Regions from separate parts of the Homo sapiens genome. Here region 1 is linked to region 2. The links are chromatin contacts, found by Hi-C in ENCODE. All regions are on one chromosome and are shown on one strand. Each heading gives the region's core, a stretch centred on a gene start or an enhancer-like site at or near the end of the contact. The rest is flanking DNA. Distances are from core to core; before and after follow the strand shown. Region 1 holds the start of CCSER2 (coiled-coil serine rich protein 2). Region 2 holds the start of LINC02650 (long intergenic non-protein coding RNA 2650).

Evidence for each region. A loop is a pair of places that touch in the nucleus more often than their neighbours do. Pooled maps may share reads with other maps.
Region 1: a map with no recorded cell type shows a loop between it and region 2 (8-fold over the local background). The contact joins the promoter of CCSER2 here to the promoter of LINC02650 in region 2. A Hi-C loop is called at or near these places in 4 of 37 single-sample maps with no recorded cell type and 8 of 50 pooled maps.

The regions. Positions count from the first base shown.
Region 1 is chr10:84,327,337-84,330,204 of GRCh38, reverse strand. It overlaps CCSER2 (coiled-coil serine rich protein 2), which reads right to left and starts at 1,616. Exons shown (of 10, transcript NM_001284240.2): 1 at 1,397-1,616. RefSeq lists an enhancer at 723-1,072 and a silencer at 1,123-1,852.
Region 2 is chr10:83,675,831-83,678,867 of GRCh38, reverse strand. It overlaps LINC02650 (long intergenic non-protein coding RNA 2650), which reads left to right and starts at 1,779. Exons shown (of 5, transcript NR_134317.1): 1 at 1,779-1,838; 2 at 2,194-2,286.

The DNA of each region.
Region 1 (2,868 bases), core at 367-2,866, 650 kb before region 2:
ACTTTGAATTTTATCGATATAGACTATGGAGAGTCACTGAAGGACTTGTAAATATGGATTCAAAGTCCCTTCCTCCAAAATAGTCAAAGGAGTTGAGTCAAAGCAACAAAAAATGCAGGTCTGAATGTGGAAAGGTAGAATTTTTACAGAATTCTTAATAGAGACTTTCGGCTTGCTTTCAGGATGGCTTCTAGTGCTTTCTTAACTATGGCTTATGCTGAAGTACGACAGTATGAATTATGGCTAAAGGGTTCAACAAAGTGTGCATTTTTAACCTGAAGATTATTTGAAGCCAATGTTGTTTAGAACACAAACGAAAACAAAAAATAACAGTAACAAGCTTTCATAAATTAAGAGAAACAGTAATAAAGTCCAAGAGGAAGAAGACTGATTTCAGGCAAACACTCAGGAATATTTACATTTTTATCACATATGGATGACGGATAAGACATGTTTTGAACCCATCTTTTGCAGGAGAGCATCTTAAGTTCCTTTTGGTTAAAGAGCAGCTGCCATCTCTAAAGTCTCTAGTCTAAAAGATGATGCTTTAAAAAAAACAACTGGCCAAATGAATAGGTTCCGTCATATTTTAATGCTCAGGAGAAAAGGAATGCTTTTCATATGGCTATTTTAAAAAGCTTAAAGCTCAATTTCTCTCTTACAGGAGTGAGCTACCAACACTCTAATCTGAGACCAGAGTCCCTGCGTCAGTCATTTCCACTCCGCTAAGGCCTTGTCTGGGAGCAGCCAGCCTCATTGGTCGGGGAGCCCACACAGATGAATATGCAATTACTGAAATGGAAACAAGCTTCGCCACCAAGGACCACCACAAAGGAGTCCCTTCATTCCTCCTTTTACTTTATCAAGAAAGTAGGTGCATTATTTAAAAATGTATGAAAATACATGTCTAAAGACAAGAGAGAAGATCTGAACCTACGGCAACGGTGTGCCCCACCAAAGTTTCACCTCAGGATGTGTTTTAGGGTGTGTCTTTCATTTAGCCCAGTAATTGAAAGAAAAAAAAAATCGAACTCATTCGGGGAGCCCCGGTACTTTCCCTATCCACCCTCACACGCAACCAGGCTCCGAAATCAGAGTGCCTCAGCCTCGCCCTGATTTCTCCTGAAAGGCGGCGGCGCCCGCGGCCCGAGGCCCCGCGCTGTCACAGCCGCAGGGAGGGCGCCCTCCGGCCTCCCGGGTCCGCGCCCGCCCCGCGTCCGGCGGCTCGCGAGGGGCTAGAGAGGCTCACCCTGGAGGCCGGGTACGGGAGGGCGACACCGCCTCAGCCCGGGAGTTCGGGCCTCCGCCCCGCCCCGGACTGCGTGCCTGGTCTTGGGCTGCCCCCGGCGCCCGCCGCGACCCCGGCCCCGGCTCTGGCCCTGAGCCCGGATCTCACCGTGCGGAGGTCGCGCTGCCTCCTCGGCCGCGGCCCAGCTGCAGGCCGCCCTGCGACCTGCGGGCCCGAGGACGGAAGGTGAGACGAAGGGCCGCCCGTCACATCCCCGCCAGCCCCGCCGCCCGAGCCGCAGCAACCAGCATCGCGTCCGCGGCCTGAGGGAGCGCCGGACTCCAAAGCCGCCGCGCCCCCTCCCTCGGCCGGCGCCCGCCCGGACTCCGCCCTCCAGGGCCGGCGCACCGCGCACGCGCAGTCCCGCCCCGCCGCGGGCCCGTGCGCAGGCGCGAGCCTCACGGGGCTACGGGGACCGCCCCCACCGCCTGATCCGGCCTCAGCCCACCTCTGGCCCCGCCCCGCCCTCACGCCAGGCTTTCCCAAGCTCCGCCTCCGCTTCGGGCCCCGCCCCCTCCACTGACCTTGCCTGGCCGCCTCCTGACTCAGGTTTTTGCTGGGCCCACGCAGTGACGCCAGTCTTGCGGCTGACCTCACCTCTAGCCGTCCCCTGGACTACATTTGCTGCTTGAGTGCGGTCAAACCTGACAGCTCCTCCTCCTGGATGTGAAAAGTGAGGAGTGGTCTGAGCATTGGGCATGACTGAACCACGCACCTGCCTACCGCATCAAAACACAGGATCTTGCTAAAGCTGAGGGGAAGGGGCACCCCAAGTGCTGATCTGGTTTTCCCTTTTTTTTTTTTTTTTTGAAACAGAGTCTCGCCCTGTCACCCAGGTTGGAGTTCGGTGGCGCTATCACAGCTCACTTGCAGCCTCCTGGGCTTAAGCGATCCTCTCGCCTCAGGCGTGTATCACCAAGCCTCCGAAATAATTACAACTAAGACCACACTAGTCAAAGTAAACTATCACAAGTTGACCCAAATACCCGGCTAATTTTTATTTTTTCTTTTTAGAGTTGGGGGAAGTGGTCTTACAGGCTAGTCTCAAACTCCTGGGCTCAAGCAATCCTCCCACCTTGGCCTCCCAAAGTGTTGGGATTACAGGCGTGAGCCACAGCTCCTGGCCAATGTGGTTTCTTTGCCAGAAACCAGGTCTTTCTTCCCTTTGGGGCTTCCATCCCCCAGAGGCCATCTCTTCCCCTCTTGTTTTTCCTCGACGCGGCCAGTCCTGCTGCTGAGAGTCCTCAGCCTGGAAGGCTTCCGGGCCTGGCCGGCTGTTTAAAGCTCTGGAGTTGCCCTTACCTGGTTGTAGACTTGCAGTTCTCTGAAATCCTCGTCGGCCCCAACAGCTCGGTTGTAATAACATTTCAGGAGAACTGCTTGAAAAATATCCAGTTCTTTCCTGTCTCCAGATCAATGATACTCAAATGGAAAAAGCAGACGGAATGCCTGATTTGTATAACCACACTTCATTTAATAATACACTTTCATATTTAGAAAATAATGTCTTTTAAATATCAATCCCTAAGATATTTAATGTATTGGACAATAATGTGTGCTTAAAATATTGACAAAGACTA
Region 2 (3,037 bases), core at 530-3,029:
GAAAAAATATCTAAACCCATTGCACATTTGTCTTCATTGGCTCTGTGGGCCCCTCCAGAGTTTTCTCAGGTGTCTGGGGACTTAATTCTTCCTCAGATTTGCAGAGCCCCACAGTGTTTGCAAATAACATTGGCCCAGTGGAACTGCAGCCTGGAGACTATAATGCTTTGCCTAACTTCCTTAGTCAGCACCTGCTCTGTGTCCATCCACACTGGATATGATGATGCGTTCCATTTTACCTAAAGTAAACATGGTTTAGTGAATTTCTCTCTATTTTAGAGTCTGTGGAATCAAAGAATACTAAGGAAGTGTCTGGAGAAAACTATTCCAAGGTGAGAGACCCACAGCTGGAGTCCAGTTCCAGTGGTAAGACAAGAACATGAGAGGAAGACGGAGTACAGGTTGGAAATCAGGGGAAAACCCAGATGCTGCTTGGGCCTGTTTCCCACAGTGGGGGCTTTGGGGACAACACACACAGAACAATTGATGTGTACAGTAACAGCAATTTCCACAAACATTCTGCAATCCCTTTGTTCCCCAGGCAGAAGAACATAGGAATAGTCAGACATGCTGTCTCCCTCGAGGAGCTTATGCTGTTATCAGTTTATGGCATCTCAGCTTCTAATTCACTCTTTTAGCTTGTTCTATGAAAGTGGATCTGGGGCCTTTAAATATTTTTTCTCTACTAGCAAACACAATGCTAAATTTTGATAGTAGCGAGTGCTTGAGAGAAATTTCAGAAGAAAGGAAAGAGTTTTGCTTCCTGCTTCCAGTGTGCTCCTTGTGCAGACTCCTGCTGAATTATGTGGTTTCTCTAGGTCGAGCTCCTGTCACACACAGGACTTCCCCAGCAGGGCCTGCACTTTCTCTGGTGTCCAGGTTCTGCAGTGCACAGCAGCCAGCAACTCCTGGTGGCCAGCAGCTGCCTCCAACGACCTCCTCAAGCGGTTTTGTAGCAGAGTGCTTCTGATGAGACATTTCTCTGTGAACAGCTTTCTAGCAATTTCTGTAATTCCAGCAAGTCCTTTGGGTGTGTCAACAAAGAGAACTTGCTGTCCTTCAGTGAACTATGGCCATGCATCCCCAGCAAAAGAAGCAATAAGGTACTCTAATTCTTTGCCATCTCTGCTTTTAAGATAAAAACCAGGCACTTGAGTTGTTTCATTTAAAAAAAAATGAAAATTTTTTTTTAAAAAAATCAAAATTTAAATGAAGGAAAATATATTAAAAATTAATGTCATTTTTCCATCTTGGAATCAAGACATGGCACTTCCTTCTTGGGGAAAAAATAGATGTGTGGAAGAGAACAGAATTGTAGAACATCTGAGCTAAAAGGAAGCTTTGAGATCATTTATTCCAGTGACTTTATTTTGTAATAAGAAACTGGAATGAAGTGGCTTATACAAGGGCACACCGTGGAGAAGGTCAAGTCCTCCAGACTCATCACAGTGCTCTTTGGGTGGTTATATAAAACTCCTAGGTGTTTCTAATATGCACCCGGGATTAGAAACCATAGGCCTAGGTGGAAAAATGAAACCACATATACAAGTGCACAGAAGAGGGAATGTTCACAGGATTCCATGTATCTCATTAAGTCTAGTGTCCAATTTCTTTGGGTTTTAAAAAAAAATCCACCTTTCTTGGGCTTCACAGACCAGGAGATACTCACATGGAATGAGGCTGTAGTCATGGTAATAAACAGTATTGTTTGGTAACTACCCTTTTAGCAAAATCACTGAAACTCTGGCCCCCAGATTCCTCCTCCTGTTTGTGAGCTCCTAAGGTGACCCTTTGGCTCCTGAGCAACCATGACACCCTTGGCTACACCAAAGCTCATTGTAAGGCCCATGATCATTCTTTCTTGGCCTTACCTGTGGCTTCTGTATGGCTTCCTGGTTCAGCACATGGTTATTTTTCCAGCAAGTCTTGATTCTACTTCAGTAGTCTCTATGCTGAATTTTTTAGTAAAATTTAAAATGTACATTTGGATTAACATATGGTGGCCAGTATTTTACCAGGCCAAGATGAGATCTTGAGAAAGAAACACTATTTAATATTATCTTTTCACAAAAGAAAGAATATTCAAACTCCAGAATATAGAAAGGAGGAGATATTTACATGAAGAACATATTTTTAAATTTAATAAATTTTTTTATATAAAATTAACTACAGAATTTTTTTTCTCATTTCTAGGAAAATCATTACAGATGGACTCCATGAACCAGTGTTTAGAAAGCGCTGCTATATGTTTTTAGGAATACATAGGGAATTTGGTAGGAAGATTACGTAAGTACACCTGCGCCATAGTACTTTATCATCCACACCCTTCTGATCCTCAGCCAGGTCGGGTGAGGGTCTCCCAAAAGCAAGAGAATTCCATACACTCCTGTCAATGTTAAGGATAATAAGGATTTCTCAGTTTACTAGGACATGTTTTAGTTTCATTCTTTGGTTGTGAGAAAGAAGTCATCTGCATTTTTTTCCCAAAAGAGGATGTTGATTTTAAGGAAACATGTGGGCTAAAACTAAAATTGATCTAGGAATCAGAAACTCTGTTTATTTCTTGGGCCCTTACTCATGATCTTTGTACTAAAAAAAGTAAACAAAAAAAATTTTAGCATGAAAATAAAAATAAAATATGTTTACCTGAAATGTTTGCTATAGAAGGGGTCCATCCATCAGATGAACTGGGCTTTCAGAATAAAAAGTACACTGTTATTCCAATGAAAAAGAAAGTTATAAATGGCCTAATCATTGGTAGAAAAATAGAAGTTGTGACTTATAATTATAATTATTATATCTATAAGGATTGTTATGTATTATATTTCTGATTAGGGAATCAGAAATATATAGGAAAGGGGCTCAAGACACTATTTATTTGGGGGGATAGTATTAGATAGCGTGTTCTTGTATTTTGAGGTTTATTCCTGAATTCAAAGTATATTTTTTACGATTACACTAAATAATAAACATATTCATATGGAAGAGGGCAAGGTGTCAGTCTTGTATTTTCATATGTTTGTTGATCTCCCTACAT